Linked DNA regions of Homo sapiens: region 1 is linked to region 2. Evidence: chromatin loops called from intact Hi-C (ENCODE). Cell type or tissue: natural killer cell. All regions are shown on one strand. Links, peaks and the distances in the headings refer to the core of each region. The heading gives the core; the rest is flanking DNA.

What was found. Peaks named below come from ENCODE experiments on the same cell type or tissue, not always from the same donor. Only the 100,000 strongest peaks of a DNase experiment are listed, where the experiment ranks them.
Region 1: a loop joins it to region 2, with 2.2 times the contacts of the local background. A loop is called at or near these places in 3 of 110 quality-filtered maps.

What each region holds. Positions count from the first base shown.
Region 1 is chr11:104,701,695-104,710,042 of GRCh38, forward strand. No RefSeq gene overlaps it. Among named protein-coding and RNA genes, the nearest start is that of LINC02552, 97 kb to the left of the region's middle. RefSeq lists enhancers at 3,987-4,116, 4,127-4,246. In natural killer cell, for the core only: no CTCF peak of the experiment used is centred there; DNase peaks (open chromatin) are centred at 4,297 and 4,857; H3K4me3 peaks cover 1,014 bases; H3K27ac peaks cover 3,665 bases.
Region 2 is chr11:104,873,137-104,881,484 of GRCh38, forward strand. It overlaps LOC107984380 (a long non-coding RNA gene), which reads left to right and starts at 79. Exons shown (of 3, transcript XR_007062985.1): 1 at 79-279; 2 at 837-1,045; 3 at 2,139-2,432. RefSeq lists a silencer at 4,100-4,189. In natural killer cell, for the core only: no CTCF peak of the experiment used is centred there; DNase peaks (open chromatin) are centred at 3,485 and 4,205; H3K27ac peaks cover 2,730 bases.

The sequences.
Region 1 (8,348 bases), core at 251-8,250, 170 kb before region 2:
CTTTGATATAAAGTAACTTTTATCAAAGGTGCTTTAAGCCTACTGATACCTATGGGAAAATGATTCATTAAAATATTAATGGACTAATGTAATACTTTGTAATTTTTCCTGAGGTGTAATAGGAACAGTATGGACTTAGAGTCACTTTCTCAACACAGAGTTAAACCCTATCTCTGTCTCTTTCAAGCCGTGTCGTTTTGACAAGTGCTGTAGGAAAAACATCACCTACCTCATAAAGTTGTTTTGAAGATTAAAGTAGACCATGTATAAAATATACTGCTCAAAGTACACCATACATGTAGATCACTAAGATAAAATTCTCCAAAACATTCATAAATTTAGAAAGTCTAAATAACTTGTTTTCTAATGCTATCGTAGATTTTAAAATTTTAACTTTTTTTCCTGTTTTCTGCTAGTATATAAAAATACAGTTGGTTTTGGCATATTAACCTTATCTGTAGTGACTATGTTTAGTCCATTTATTAGGCCTAGTAGCTGTTTTTAGATAGTTTAAGATTTTTTTACATAAACAGACTTCTAGTATGATGTTGAATAGAAGTGGTGATAATGGTAATCATTGATTTGTTTCTGATCTCATTGGGAAAGAGTTCAATAATTTGCCATTAAGTACACAGTCAACTGCAGGTTTTTCATAGGTTCCCTTTATCAGATTGAAGAAATTCCCCTCCAATCTTACTCTACGCAAAATTCTTCTTAGGTATCAGTATTGAATTTTGTCAATTGCTTTTTATGCATCTATTAGGATAATCATATGGCTTATCTTTTCTATTCTATTAATATGATGAATTATACTGATTGATTTTTGAGAGTTAAAACAGCTTTTTGTTCTTTAGATAAAGCCTCCTGGGAATGATGTATTATCCTTTTCATATATTACTGCTGAAAATTTACACGAGACGGATTTTCTTTTGGATAAAGCTATTTCACAAGTATATGTATTTGCTGCAGATTATATGTTAATTTCAAGCTTGAGATAACTCATTGTCCCTCATGTAACCTCTTTTTTTTTTTTTTTTTCTTCTTAAATCCCACTGACATTTTGTCTACAACATGGATTTGTTTCTGTCAGGTAACTTAAGAACTTCCATATATAACTTTCTACATGCATAGAAAACTTCACTTTGAAATTGTTTGTGTTGACATCAGGGAATTAAATTCATTTCAGGTGCTATTGTAGGCCAAATTACAGGTTTTGAGTTTATAAAGATACCTCTGACTGAGTAATGCCACCTGATAATGTGGAGCTTTAAGAGCGTTGTTTGACTTTTTAATTGAGGTTATGGCTTATTTGTGTGCTTTACATTTTTTATTAATAATACAAATTATTTATTGTCATCTGATGATATAAGTAAACATACATTTCACTTACACATTTTAATCAACTTACATGATGAGCCAAATATCGTTTGGCTAATAAAAAAAAACCTAACCAAAACATAAATTTTCACTAAAGATATAAGATTATATTCTGGTTATTCAAAAAGAAATGTTTCTTTGGATTCATTATTAACCAAAATTGGATAGGCTATTCATCAAGCATGTATTGAACGTATATTATATATAACACAATGGAATGAGACCTCTAAGGAAATAAACAATGGAAAAAAATTAAAGCACACCTTAAGGTGTTACGTTTTGTTTTGCTTTTAATTAATTATTTTTCCAGAGCAGTTTTAGGTTTACAATAAAATCAAGCAGAAGGCACAGGATTTTCCATACAACCTTGGTACCTATGCATGCTTAGCCTTTCCCATTATCAATATCCCCCACCAGAGTGGTCCATTTGTTATAATCCATGAATCAACATTGAAACATTATATCCCCCAGACTCCATAGTTCACATTAGGGTTGACTCTTGATGTTGTGCATTCTGTGAGTTGGGACAAATGGTGGACATGTAGCCACCATTCTAGTTCCATACAGAATAGTTCACTCTCCTAACAGTGTTTTTAACACACCCATCTCAAAGTATAACTTCCAAATGGGTAAAAGCATGACTCATGAATATATAAAATGTACACATGTCAAAAATTGTATTCTAGTTCTTAATTAACAAAGGAACAAGTAAGTTTTTTTTGTTTTTGTTTTGTTTTGTTATGAGACAGTCTCACTCTGTTGCCCAGGCTGGAGTGCAATGGTGTGATCTCCGCTCACTGCAACCTCTGCCTCCTGGCTTCAAGAGATTCTCCTGCCTCAGCCTCTCCAGTAGCTGGGATTACAGGTGCACACCACCATGCCTGGCTAATTTTTGTATTTTTAGTAGAGATGGGGTTTCACCATGTTGGCCAGGCTGGTCTTGAACTCCTGACCTCATGATCCGCCCGTCTCGGCCTCCCAAGGTGCTGGGATTACAGGTGTGAGTCACCGCGCCGGGCCTAATAAGAAGTTTTAATTGATATAAAGAACATTTGAAAAGTAATTATTTGTAAGTAATATTATTTGAGATCACCAGGTTAGAGACAAAACTCATAGAAAGGGATATAAAATTTTGGAATTGTATATCGTACAAGAGAGAAATTAATTTCATCTTTCTAAAAAAGTCTACAAGTTAAAGTCTAATTTTTAAAAAATCAGTTTAAAAGTCTAACTTCCCTTTCTTAAGTCTTAGACCTTGGGTAAATAGTGAGGTAATCATGTACATTCCCATAAATGATGTTTTGCTTTCATGGGACACTGAAAAAATGTGCTATTCACATTTTTTCTTATTTTCAAGGTTTAGATAATTTTTCTAACATAGATAAAAGCAATGTATACATATTATAGTTACATAGTACTTTACTCTGAAAAGCATTTAAAGTGAAGTTTTATGAAATGTTCAGAAAAGGAAAATACATTTCAACTTGGCCTTCAGGGATTCTCAGCTAGGAATTGGCAGAGATGGAAAGTGGATGGAGAAGAGATCAGAAAAAAAGGAGAGAGCTGATTTGAAGGCACAAAAGCCAGAAAGCATAGTTGTATTTTGCAATAGAAAGGACTCCAGTTTGCTTACATTGCTGGATGCATGGAAGAGAACAGCAGGCTATAAAGGCCGAGAAGATGGTTTGAGTCTGGATTGTGCCAGGCTAAAGGATTTTGACTTTTTTTGTTAGGCAATAGGGATCCCTAAAGCTTTTAGAGTCTGGATAAGGAAGATAGATCTGCTCAATAAGAAGGATGAACTAACAATAGAGTCTTTTCTAGGATGCTACTGAAGGAATTGAGAGACAGAATATACAAATGAGTGAAAGCCAGACCATATAGAAAAATAGAACCCTAACCCACAATTTGCAGCTACCAGCACAGGATGCCAGCTTGCTACACATCTGACTTGTAGGAAGTCAGAATGTTATCTCTAATAATAAATCCAGGAAGCCAAACAATAACTCCTATTACAATTGACCCCAAATGACCAGGCCTTGATTAATAACTGACAACTTTAATAATTTTTGTCCCTGCTTCCAACTTAGGACCAACTAGAGAAAGCCAGTTATACACCTCTAACCAATTCCATCGATGCTTCACTTCTAGTTAGCCACCCCACAACAACAGCCTCCAATCAGGGAATAATAGTTGAAGCCTTTCCTCTTCTCAACTATGAAGCTTCCCTACTTTTCTGCTGCACTTTGAGTCTGCCAAAATGCAAGCAATGATGGCTGATTCCTTTGCAATTAAAAACTCTGAATAAATAAACTTTGCTTGTTCTCATTCAGATGGTCTTTGTTTACTTCCATAAAATACACTACCATTAAAACTAAGGATTCTTTTTTAACTAACAGCTTTATCAAGACACATGAATCTGTCCAGTCAATATAAATTGGATCTCCTAGTGTGCCAGGCAGTGTCAGGCAGTAAAAATGTAAGCATATACACTCTTGCCCTCGGAAAGCCTTTACACTGTGTAGGATAGAAACAAGTAAATATACATCATACACTGTCAAATACAAAACTGAACCCAAGTTAAAATTAACACAGGCTGATTATTCATAAATGTGCAGGAAGAGAACCCATCTGTCATCACTTTCATTTCAGCAGAGGTACAAGGATGTTAGAAATGAGAGTAAATTTTACCTGGTAAAAAAGAAAAAAATGCTGAAAGCGTCTCTAATTGGTGAGCATTACATTAAAGTGGGATGTGGAAGCAGAGACTTATTCAGGTATATTTGAGATTAGTTGGTGTGCTGGAACTAGGTGAGCCGGCATTTTCAGAATATTTCAAAACAGGAAGTCTTATTCAATGTTAGAGACTGAAGATTTTCTGTGGCTGGCCATTTCCAGGAACAAGTCTAGCTGACGGGGTGCTTTTGTGTGGTGTGTCTGTCATAATGGTCCTTAATGGAGGCAGAGGAGCTGGTATGGCAGGAAGTTTCTCACCACAGTATACTAAGTAATGAGTTTCTGTTAGTTTTATGTAGAGAGATCTGAATTTACAGATGAGATAATGTTGGTACTGCTGGATTGGCATTACAAAAATATGAAACTGCAAAAGTGGCTGCCCCCAAGATATCTGAAGACCAATTTATTTAAATTAAAAACAATTTATGGGCTTTTATGTGTGTGTGTGTGTATGTGTGTGTGTATATATATATGTGAAATTTTCAAGAACACAGCCTACACATAAAGCAGTACTGCAGACTGTCAGTCTATAAGCTAAAATTTTGTTTATTTATATTGGCTAGTGCTAAAAAATGGAATTTTCATGCTGTTAACAGTGACCTGTTTCCCATAGTCACTACTGTTGACACATCCTTATACCAGTGTATTTCACATATCCACATTAACTAAAAAGGCTTTGGGCTTGCAAGTGTTGAAGAAATATAATTAAAAACAAAATATTCTCTCAACCCAGAAATTATCCACAAAGACAGTAGAGAAAGAGAACACTTTTATTATTGAAAAAGCATTACACCATAATATGATGCACATCACAGGAAATCCATTAAGAGATTGCAAAGACAGAAAGGAATCTCTACCCCTTATATAATCAAGTAACCCATTACATACATTTTTCAAGATGAACAATAACTAGTTGTCAAGTAAGAGGACTGACAGCACCTTTTGTCACACAGTTCATCCTAACTTTACCTTGTAATTGGGGTGACCATCTGTGTTAGCATATTGGCTATATCGAGAGAGACAAACAAACAATCAAAACCATATACCTTTATGATAGAACATAGCTTTAGCTTTGCAAATTGGAGCAAGGTGCCCACAAAAGTTAGATTATTATCCTTCCACAGAAACTGGGAGATAGGAGCACTGTCTTCCTTTATGTTAACATTTATATTAGTCTGTTCTCATGCTGTTATGGAGAAATACCTGATGCTGGGTAATTTATAAAAAAAGGAGGTTTAATTGGCTCACAGTTCTGCATTGCTGAGGAGGCCTCAGGAAAGATACAATCATGGTGGAAGGCAAAGGAGAAGCAGGCACCTTCTTCACAGGGCAGCAGGATGGAGTGAGTGCAAGCAGGGGAAATGCCAGATGCTATAAAACCATCAGATCTCCTGAGACTCACTCATTATCATGAGAACAGCATGGCGGAAAACCACCCCCATGAGCCAATTACCTCCACCTGGTCCCGCCCTTGATAGGTGGGGATTATGGTGATTACAATTCAAGGTGAAATTTGGGTGGGGACACAGAGCCAAACCATATCAGCGTTTCAAAAAGATGGCTTCCAAGCTCTGAAAGGTATTCCTGAGTCATAAAGTTGACAAAAGACCTATCTAGTTTTCAAAATAATTTCTGTACATTTCGAAGAGAGGAGAATGTACTTACAATGATAAGGTTTCTAAAGTAAATGCTCTAATAAAAATGAGGATGAAGAAGTCCCTTTCTTTATCTCAATGGGGGAATTAAGTCTCTTATTTTTAATTTTTATTTATTCAAAAGTACCCCAACAAATTCACCTGAATTGCCCCCTCCAAAATGAAGTAGCTTAAGATGACATTTTAAAAATAATTCTCTTTAACAATGACAGTTGCTGGCATTTGTGTAGTGATTCTATGAACCAGTTTTAGGGAATTAAGAAACTTCCTAAATGCAGATTTTAGGGCCTTTGGTCATAGAAACCAATTAAAAAGACCTGGGATTCAGTTCAAATAGTTTCCTTCTTATCAAATTCTTTCAAGGCCATTTTGAGTCTTGTTATCCCTTGCCACTCCTTAAGAAATACCACCTATGACTACACAACCTCAGTGAAATAATAACCTCACCTAATTGCTTTTGAAATTTGCCTAATGGCTTTTGGGTCACCCTTAGGCTACTTGTTTATCCCAAACAATTAATAATTTCTAATTATGCCTGTAGTCACCTTTTTTATTTTGGCAAATGAAGTATTCCCTCTTCCATAACTGAGTGATTATCATGGCGTCAGTAATTCAGAGCATCCCCATACTGGACTCATATAAATTGCACCACAATGATGTAGCTTAAATATATTTTGAATAAGACATTAATTTTTTAAATATCTCATCACCATTATATTTAATTTATAAGCCAAAAAGAAGACTAAAACTAATGAAAATTGACAGTTAAATTTGAAATATATCTGTGACCTACTGCTATGTTCAATACATAAGCAAGTCCCAGACTTTTTTTAGTAATCAATCTTTCAGTTAATTTCCTCTTTATAGCACTACACTAGACCCCTAAGGCATGGCTAACTATCTTCAACTTAAGCGCTTCAGGCAATAAGTAGCAAAATTACTAACACAATTATGATGATTAAAGTGTTCATTTAAAAATGGTGACACCTACTTATAAGCAGCATAAGTGACAATAACTTTTTTAGTTATTTAAATTGTACAGCTGTAGCTTTAGAATTAACATAACCTGCATTGAGTAATTTGTTAAAATATTTTAGTAAGATAATAAGCTAAATTAACATAAATATTTAAGGTAAAGAGAATGCTTTAAGTCATTCTCTCAGAATAAAAGTAATTATATTTCCTTTAGAAACATGTTTTATTCACATGTTAATGTATTATTAATTCTTGGAGAAAGGCTTTCAATTATTCACTTTTTGTTTTTATTTGTTGTGATGATTTTTTACAGAACTTAGTGGAATAGAGAAATGTTTCTGCAAAGCATGTCTGGTCTATAGAAAAATAACAATTAGTATTGATTTTTATTGGGACGAACACCTGTAGTTTAAGGAAAACATGATATAATTCCTGTAGGTTATAATTCTATTTGGTTAGCTTAGCTCTTTCTTCAGTTTTCTATTCCTAGTGCCAATCCCCTGCAGCCATTGTCCCCCCAGAATAATACAGAATAGGAAACATACTGTTCTACCTGATCCATACCTATCTCCTTCAAGCTCTTCAAACATTTTAACCAGGTAGTACATTGCTGCTTCCTTCCCCCACAAAAAGGCCCATAGCCAGATGCATTGGTGCATACCTGTAGCCCCAACCACTCCAGAGGGTGGCAGGAGGATTACTTGAGGCCAGAAGTAGTGCACTATGACCACATGTGTGAATAGCAACTGTACTCCACCCTGTGCAACATAGCAGGAACTTGTCAAAAAAAAAAAAAAAAAAAAAAAAGCCAACGCTTGACCTTTCTAGCCCCTTCTCCACTACTTTCTATCTGTCCTCATCTAGACAGTTCAATTCAATTCTCTGTTAACTAAATACCATTTTCTTTTCCTGCCACCTTGTCTTTGGTTGTGATTTTGTTGGTGTTTCTTCCTGGAAGGTTCTCACACATTCTTCATCTAGCTTCCTCTCTTGCTAAACAATACTAATACCTATATTTCAACACCTAGGCAAATACTACCTATTCCCAAATACCTTTGCCTCCATAGCCAGAAGTAATCATCTCTAAACTACTATTGCCGTGAGTTTATATCACCTTCTCACACATCCATGAAAAATATAATTGCTAAATGCCTATTATGTACTAGGAAACATTTAGGTACTAGGGACCACTGATGAACAAGGTCAGATTGCAACCTCATGGAAACATAAAGTCTCTGCTAGTAGTATTCATAGACTAATTTTATTAGAGTTATATGTGTTTTTCTCCCCTCCAAGTGCATTAACTTTCTGAAAGTGGGAATAGTGTCCTTTTCATCTTTGTATCCTTACCGTGCTTAGGACAGCATCTGGAAAGTAGTAGATGGATGAATGATAAATTGATCTCACTGTGTGGAGAAAACATGCTCCATTTTATTTGAGTAACTTTGGAAGCACGGGTGCCCCCTGATTTACTGGCTTATACTTTCCCAGCTATATGGTTACTTCTCTATCTTTAGCCTGAACTCAGCCTCTATTATTAGCAGTTATTGTAAAATAACTTGGAGATTTTAAAGAGTGCAAGTGGGACTTCAGAATGTTAAGGGG
Region 2 (8,348 bases), core at 14-8,013:
TAATGTTGTGTTTCAGGGTGTATGTAAGGTATTAATTTTAGCTTGTTAACCAATGAGTGCACTTTTCTTTTTCCTGCAACAACTTGCTCTCTCAGCTGGACTTCTTTCTATCTAACCAGATACTTTCAAGATCTGGGAGCTTCAGGTTCCTTGCTCCCTTGGCTTTGCCGTTGATAACTTCCTGTCCAATCCTACCAAAGTCTGGAACTGGAACATCCAAGGGTTGCCCTTAGACGCCTTCTCTACTGAGAATGGCATCATCATCAAGCGAGGCCATAGGTAAGGGTGCAGCTGGGAGCGGGTGTGGCCTGGGAGCAGGGGCTGTCCTCTGACCTGTGCTCGCCCTTTAGGTGGGCACGGGTAATACAAACAAAAAGAGCTGGAGAATGGTCCAGGTCCAAACATAGCTACTTTCAAACCGTTGATAACTGGGATGAAAAACAAGAATTTCGTGATGGTATTGTTTAAAAAAGAATGAAAGACTAACTTGCTTTTCTTAGTATTTACTAAATCAGAAACCTTGCTGTACACACACACACACACACACACACACACTTACTTTCTTAAACATAAGGAAGCTGCTTGTATTGGTTTTTTGCTTCTTTATGTTTTCCTTTAATATAAAATTGGATAAAATGTTTGAATGCCGTTATTTTACTTTTCTTAACTCTGTGTGTAGAGTGTTATGCAATTTTTTTCCTCTTCATATAATTTACAATCCTTTAGATTTTAAAAGTTACGTTTTTCTCATTTTCTTTCTTTGTAAATGGTAGTGGGTAGCAATTTGTGGATTTAGGTGAAGTGACATAGACTTTCCTATGTCACTTCTTTCACAGGAAGAAGTGTTTAAACTATAAACTGAGGAGGAGAAAATATCTAGGAAAAGAGAAGAAAGTTGGCAAAACCATGGTCTCCTTCTTCCTGAATTTGTAACTTGGCCTACAAAGAAAGCATCAGTCCTACTACACAGGAAGAGTCAACACTCGGAGGAGGCCTTCTGCACTTTGTCCTCTCCTTCTTTTCACTCCTCATAATGGGAAAGAAAGTAAGTTATCTAATCTGTGAAATAAGAATATGTTGCATATAACCAGTTTGGCCTCTTCTTCGTCTTTTTGGAGGGGCATATGCTTAGAAAACACAGTTTTCCCCTCTTACCTTTCTTGGGAGACATGTTCCACGATTGTCAGTGCATGCCTGAAATGTATGATAGGACTGAACACTAAATTTACGGTGCTCGTTCCTGTACATATACTATGATAAAGTTTAATTTATTAGGTATAGTAAGAGATTGATAATAATATCTAATAGTAAAATAAAAAATATAAGAAGATACTGTAAAAATGTTACGTAGATATAGTCTTTCTCTCCCTCTCAAAATCCTGTAATACTCAGACCATAATTGACTGCAGGTAAATGAAACCACAGAAGACAAAACACGGATAAGGTGGGACTATCGTATTCATGCTCTTCTCTGCTATGAAATAATTTTACCACATTAGGGTCTGTGAATGCAGCCAGGGGAAGGGTGCTATTATGGGAGAGTGCCTCACTTTCAGGCAAAAGATATTCACAATAATCTTAGGACACCAACTTAATGGTAAAGGAGTTTTGCTTATTTCTAACTATCTGAATAGGGTGTGGACTTCTTAGTTTGTTCACAATTAAATAGAAGGGAGAGAAACATGATTATTTGGAAGTTCTGATTAATGTTTAACACTCTTGAAAATATAATGGAGTAAATGCATCTAATCATGGTCATTTACTCTTTTGCCATGACAATAAAACACTTTGAACTTGAATCCTAAAAGATATTTAAATTCTTATCTATAAATGATGTGATTTCTTTCCCATCTAGCCTAATCTCTGGTATATTTAACATGATGAATCCATATACATTTTGGGAACATATGCTTTATTTGAGAATTTATTCCATTCCCTAAGTATTTCTGAGCACAAATTCTATTTTATATAATTTGGTAGGTTCTGTGCAGATGAGAATAAAAGGGGGATCGTTTACCCTAATAAATGCTTATAGTTTTAGGAAAGGATAGACATTAAACAAAAAAATTGGTAAATATATAATTACAATTTGTGACAAGTACATTGAAGGATTTTTTAAAATCTCATTTTTATGCCAGTAAATAACAGGATATCCAGTTTAGACTGAGGATCAGAGAAGTCCTCTCTGAGGAAGTGCCTCTTAAGATGATGGCTGAAGAAGGCATATGAGTTAGCCCAATGGACAATGAAAGGAAAATTACTGTATTACAAGCAGAAAAAAACAACATGTGAATGCCTGGAGGCCCTGAGGCCCTTAGGTGAGAAACTGCTTGTCTGCATGTGGTTCAGAGAAAACAAATTATATAAAACGAAGTTAGCAGCGTCGGAAAGGTTTGTTAAGGATTTTTTGTTTTAAGATTTTGTAAGACCACTCAGGCTATTGTTTCGAGAATGAATCAGAGGCAGGAGTAGGGTTGGCGAGGATGCAAAAGAGATGGGGATATCTAATATTACTTTAGCAGACTCTCTCCTTTCTGTCACTTGTTATCCTGTGAAGATATCACTTGCTGCCCAATGAATAAAAATTAGGAAAATTGGTCTCCTGTTTTCTCATGCTCAGGGAACATCTTCTTTTCTGTACTTTTCTTCAGACAGGGAAGATCAGTGAAGTAATAAGAAATACACATATTGGTCTCTAACCCCAGTCCCTAGCACAGAACTCCTAAAACTATTGCAATTTTCTGAGCAATAGAGGTGCTAAAAGAATCTTTTGTTCTAATGTTTAGTCTCTGCCCTGATTCCTGAGACAAAGCTCCTAGTAACATTGTAGATAAAGGTGGTAGGTTAATTGTTTGTTCTAATATTTGGTCTTTGATGTAGGGTCTTGGCACAGAGGTCCTAAATCCTTTTGAATTTCCTGGGTAATAGAAGTATCTTTGGTTGTAATGAGGTGACTTGGTGGGTTTTAGGATGGGGCTGGTCACCAGAAAGACTAAACCGTGGTTATATGCTTGGAGCTCTCATCCCCACCCCCCATTCCTCAAAGAGAAGAGAAGGGCTGCAAATGGAGTTTATAATCAGTCATGGCTACATGATGAAGCCTCCCTAAAAATCTTTGAACTATGGGGTTCAGGAGCTTCTGAGTTGGTGAACACATCTGAGTGCTGGGAGGATGGTGCACCTCAACTCCATAGGGACAGAAGCTATCCTTCCAGACCTCACCCTATGTACCTCTTCCTCTGGCTGTTCATCTGTATCCTTGGTTATATCCATGATTAATAAGCCAGTAATTCTAAGTAAACTGTTTCTCTGACTTCTGTGAGCCACTAATGCAAAACATGATTTATAGCTGGTTAAGAGGAAGTATTGTTGATAACCTACTACTTGCAATTGGCCTTTGAAGTGGGGGAAATTTTTATGGTAATAAGCCTTTAACTTGTGGGATCTGACACCATATTAGTCCATTCTCATGTTGCTAATAAAGACATACCCAAGACTGGGTAATTTATAAAGGAAAGAGGTTTAATTGACTCACAGTTTAGCATCTCTGGGGAGACCTCAGACAACTTACAATCCTGGCAGACAGGGAAGCAAACATGTGTTTTTTCACATGGCAGCAGGAGAGAGAATGAGAACCAAGTGAAGGGAGAAGCCCCTTATAAACCATCAGATCTCATGAGAACTTACTATCACAAGAATAGCATGGGTAAAATAGCCCCCATGATTCAATTACCTCCCATCAGGTTTCTCGCAGGACATATGGAAATTATGGGAACTACAATTCAAGATGAGATTTGCATGGGAACACAGCCAAACCATATCAGACACTATCCAGATCCCATTATCTATCTAGATAGTGTCAGAATTAAATTGAATTATAGGAAACCCAGCTAGTGTCTGCCGGAGAATTATTTGGTGTGTGGGGCAAGACTCCCATACATCTAGTGTCAGAAATGTGGAGGTGAGTGATTGGTTGAGTGCATGAGACTAGAAATAAACAATATGATTTTTTCTTAAATCTCAGAAGGCCAACACTTTGCTTTTCTAGTTCTGAAATAATCAGAAAATAGGAGTGTCATTTTGCTGAGAATTGCCGTTTCAGACCAAAAATACACTGAACTTCAGAAAAAGATTAAGCAGTTCTGAGAATCAAGGGCTATGAAAGTAAAACGAAAATAAGACAGAGAGGAAGGAAAAAAGTGTGACTTCCTATTCTCATGCCTCAGTGTGTGTGTGTGGGGGGGGTGGGGTGGGAGTGTATGTGCGTGCTCATATATGCACTAGTTTAAGAATCTAGTATGTTTCAATTAATTTTAATTTTCAGTTTGTCTTCAAAATCCATGTCTTCTTCCAGAGGTCCACTTTCAATAACAAAAACACTTCTACTTGCCTTTCTTTAGAAACTTAAACTATCATAAAAGTCATTTCTCTTTTCCTTCTTGAATTATTCAAAGTCTGGTGCCTTAGACTTTCTTCTTCTGCCCAGACTATGCTCACACTGATGAAACCTGGGGAATCTATTCCTTTGGGTTGGGGAATATTCCCTATTCTCTCCAACAGTAAACATAAAAGATGAATTTCTTCCTAAATTACTTAAGGGCAGACACACCAGTTCTAAGTATATTACATTTTCTCTAAAGCACACATAGTTTAGTCTCATTAAGGAATATAAATTTATCCCATCAATTAGACTTTGACCTGACTTGAAAAATGATAGCCTTAGTATTATGATGCTGAGAAGCATTTGCCTCCTTCCCAAGTCTTCTTTCAATACAGAAAGACACTACATTAGCTGAGAATGCAATATGTGGGAAATTGCCTTGATGCAGTGGAAGCACTAACTGGTGAGCTATCCCAGAGGTCGAGGAACAGAAAGGCTTTCAGACCAAATTAAAATGACCAAACCACATGGCTTATTAAATTGATTAAAATACTGAGCAAAAAACAAGGAGAATGAATTGGGGTAAGGTAATTCACTTAGAGAGGTGCAAACAGGGTGAAAGGACTACACTCCCTGAGTCCTAGGGTTCACAATGTGCATAAATCTTGCTTCTCTTTTGAAACATCAGCCTTCATGGGTGCTGGTTCAATGATGAGGGCCAGAGTTAATGTCTGAACAGAGAAGGGCCCCAAGGGAAGATATCCTGAACCAAGGACACAAACCTCCTCTTTCAGAGAGATGCAGGAGAAGTGTGCTTGATGCAAGAGTAGCATCAATTCATTTGTTGAACAGCCTTTGGTTTTATTTGCACTTTTGGGCAGGATCAGAATAGAACCATACTTGGTATCTTATTGAACTTCTTGGGTAGGACTAGAATAGAACCATGCTGTGTGTCAACAAGTGGTGGCTAATTGAGGTTTAATAAAGTTCTTGATCAAGAAGAAGTGGCATCCTCAAGATGTGGGTCTTTTCATCCTTTGCATCTAAGCAGCATATTTTTGTTCCATCACATTTTCTATTTATTCTATCTCTGGTTGTCATACAGGTTACTAACTTACTATCTGTTTTACCAGATCATCTGAATTCTACCTATGTCTCACAAATTACTTCTTTTTCATTATATATAATAAACCTATCCTGTGGGTTTTGCCTATATCTCACATGCTTATTTTCCAGCATATTGTTGTCCATGTTTAGCACTTCTTATGAATTCCATCCATCCTATTTGTTTTTTAATCTTCTATAGCAGAACTGAATATTCTCAACAGTACAGCAAAATCCCATTACATAATGCCATTAGCCAATCCCTCTAATTTGATTACTGTTATAATCACAAAATTTGTTCATTGTATTCCCCAATATTTTTCCAGACCAAAAAAAGAGAGCTTGCATTTTTTAAAGGAATTAAGAGACATTTGTCATACTTCAATTGAGAGATGATTTTTGCCTTAGCCTGGGCCTACCACACCAGATGTGGAAAAATGGATGAAACTGAGAGAAAATTAGCAGAACTAGGTGACTGATTTTATGTGGGATTTGCAGGAGAAAAAGATATCAAGGATAACTCCAAGTTTTTTGGTTCTGTATAAGTATCACTCACTAAGAAGTGTGGGAAGAATGAAGGAAGAGTTAATTGAGGAGTAGAAAGACGTGATAAATATAAATCCAGTTTTGGAATTATGTCCCAAAAATATACCAGTTGTCAATTTGTTAAATATTGATGTGAAACTTAGAAGACAAATCTATTGAGTATATACAAAGTTGGGAATATAGCAACATATAGATGACATTGAATACAATGAAATTACATGATTTCATCTAAGGAGAAAATGTAGAAGTGATAAGAGAAGTCAGTGGATCAATATATATGACTATTTATACATACATATTTATAGTGTACTACATGCAGGCCAATGTTTTAGTTTTTTATTGTGTCAACTTAACTAAGCTGAAACTAAGTTTCTCAGAATTCCTCTCCATATGTAGTTCCAGGTTAGCTTAGGCCACAGGAGCTGTTTTTTCCTGAGATTTGGAAGATGAGAGTAAAGCAGCAACCATAATTTATTAGACATGGAAGCCTGGTGAAAAACACGAGCCACGTTGCAACTTAGGTCTGTCGCCACTCTTGTGGTTGGTTGGAGAAACAGCCAGGCCCACCGTTCCTGCGGGTCCAGTCAGTTTTCTCCTTCAGCTTCCTCAATTCTTCAATCAGATGATTACTTAGATCCAGGTATGAGTTTAACATTAGCTCCTTCTGCAGAACACACCCATCTCCAAAGTTGGAAGCATAGCAACAGTGAGAGACTGGAATGAGTTTAGTCCAGTCTTTCAGTTTTTAGCTGATTCATACAGGTTTTAGGTTGTCTTGCTTCTTTACCATCAAGTCTATTTTCACTCACCTCTTGCTTACCCTGCCAGGTACCCTACAGGTTCCAGTCATAGACAAAGAAGCATCAGCTTCACATAGACCATTGAAACAGCTTTCAGAGGATTCTGCTTCTCTGATCAAATTCTGAATGATACAGGTACAAACAATCTGATTCTGCTTTTGTGGTAATGCTACTGTAACACTAAGAAGAGCAGAATGATTTTGATAAGTTACATAGGACACAGCAGTGCACTGTACCAGTCATTAAACAATTATTTATCAACTTTAATTTCATCCTTTCATACTTTGCTCTATGATCTCAGGTTTGGAATTCTGCAAACCCTACTTTTCCTTGGTCGGATAGCTTTTTATTAGATTTTGCCAATAAGGGCTGAAATAAGTGCAGTGGCATACCATATGAGTATGGTGATGAGAAGGGGTATTATTTTGGGCAGTGATGGTAATGGTAGCAAATTCTAAAGTGAGAATGTGCCTAGCAGGTAAGAGGAAAAGCTTGGTGGGGTTTGAATTTGGAGAGGTAGCCCAGAAGATAGTTCCTTTAAGTGCAAAGCAAACATGTGTAGAACCTGTGGGCAATAGGAGACACCAGCTAACATGTAACTTGTGTATAGTGACCAATATGCATATGGAAGGATGCTTAACCAATTTATAAAGGAAATACCTAAAATTTAAAGTGATTTTATTTGTGGCTTGACAAATCAACAGGATTAACTATATATCACATTGGTGAAACTATAGATAAATGGGCCCTGTCACTTTCTGCTCACAGATAGTACCCATTTGGACAATTTTCTTAACAATACCTTACACAGAAAAGTTAAAATTTAATGCTTTTGACTCTTTTCAGTTCTGAGAGTTTATTCCAATAATTTTATCAGACAGAAACTTAAAGATATATGTACAAGGGAAGTTTTATTACAGAAATTCTTAAGATAACAAATTTAGAAATTACCTAAATTCATAAAATAAATTCTAGTACACCTATTAAAAGGAATATTGGGTAGCTATTAAATGTGGAAACAATGCACAGCAGAGGCAGCCAGTTGAGACCCAATATTGTTTTTTCCTTTCCTAATAGAATCCCCAGTATTTAGCTAATCATGTGGTAACATGCAATGAATATGTCACTTTTCATCTCATTGCTAAGGGTTGCTCTGTTACTAAATTCTGGTTGATGGCTTATAAGCATAAATGATTCCCTGAAAGGGAGGGCAAATGTGTTTTTTTCCTCTCTTCCTCCTTGTTGGCTGGAGTATGCTTTTAATAGTAGTAATGGCTGTAGTTCCGGTAGCCACCTTGAACCAAGAGGTGACCTTTGAAAGGCAGGCACTCACAGAGGAGTGACAGAAAAGACAGCTGGTGGCAGTGGGCAGGTGGGACGGACAAAGGATGAGAAAAATCAGAAAATTATGTAAATATGGCACCCTAAAGTTGCACCATAGATTGTCATCCCGAAGATTTCTGAATTTATTCCATTTATGTCACCTATTCTTCACATATCTGTTACTCAATTTAATT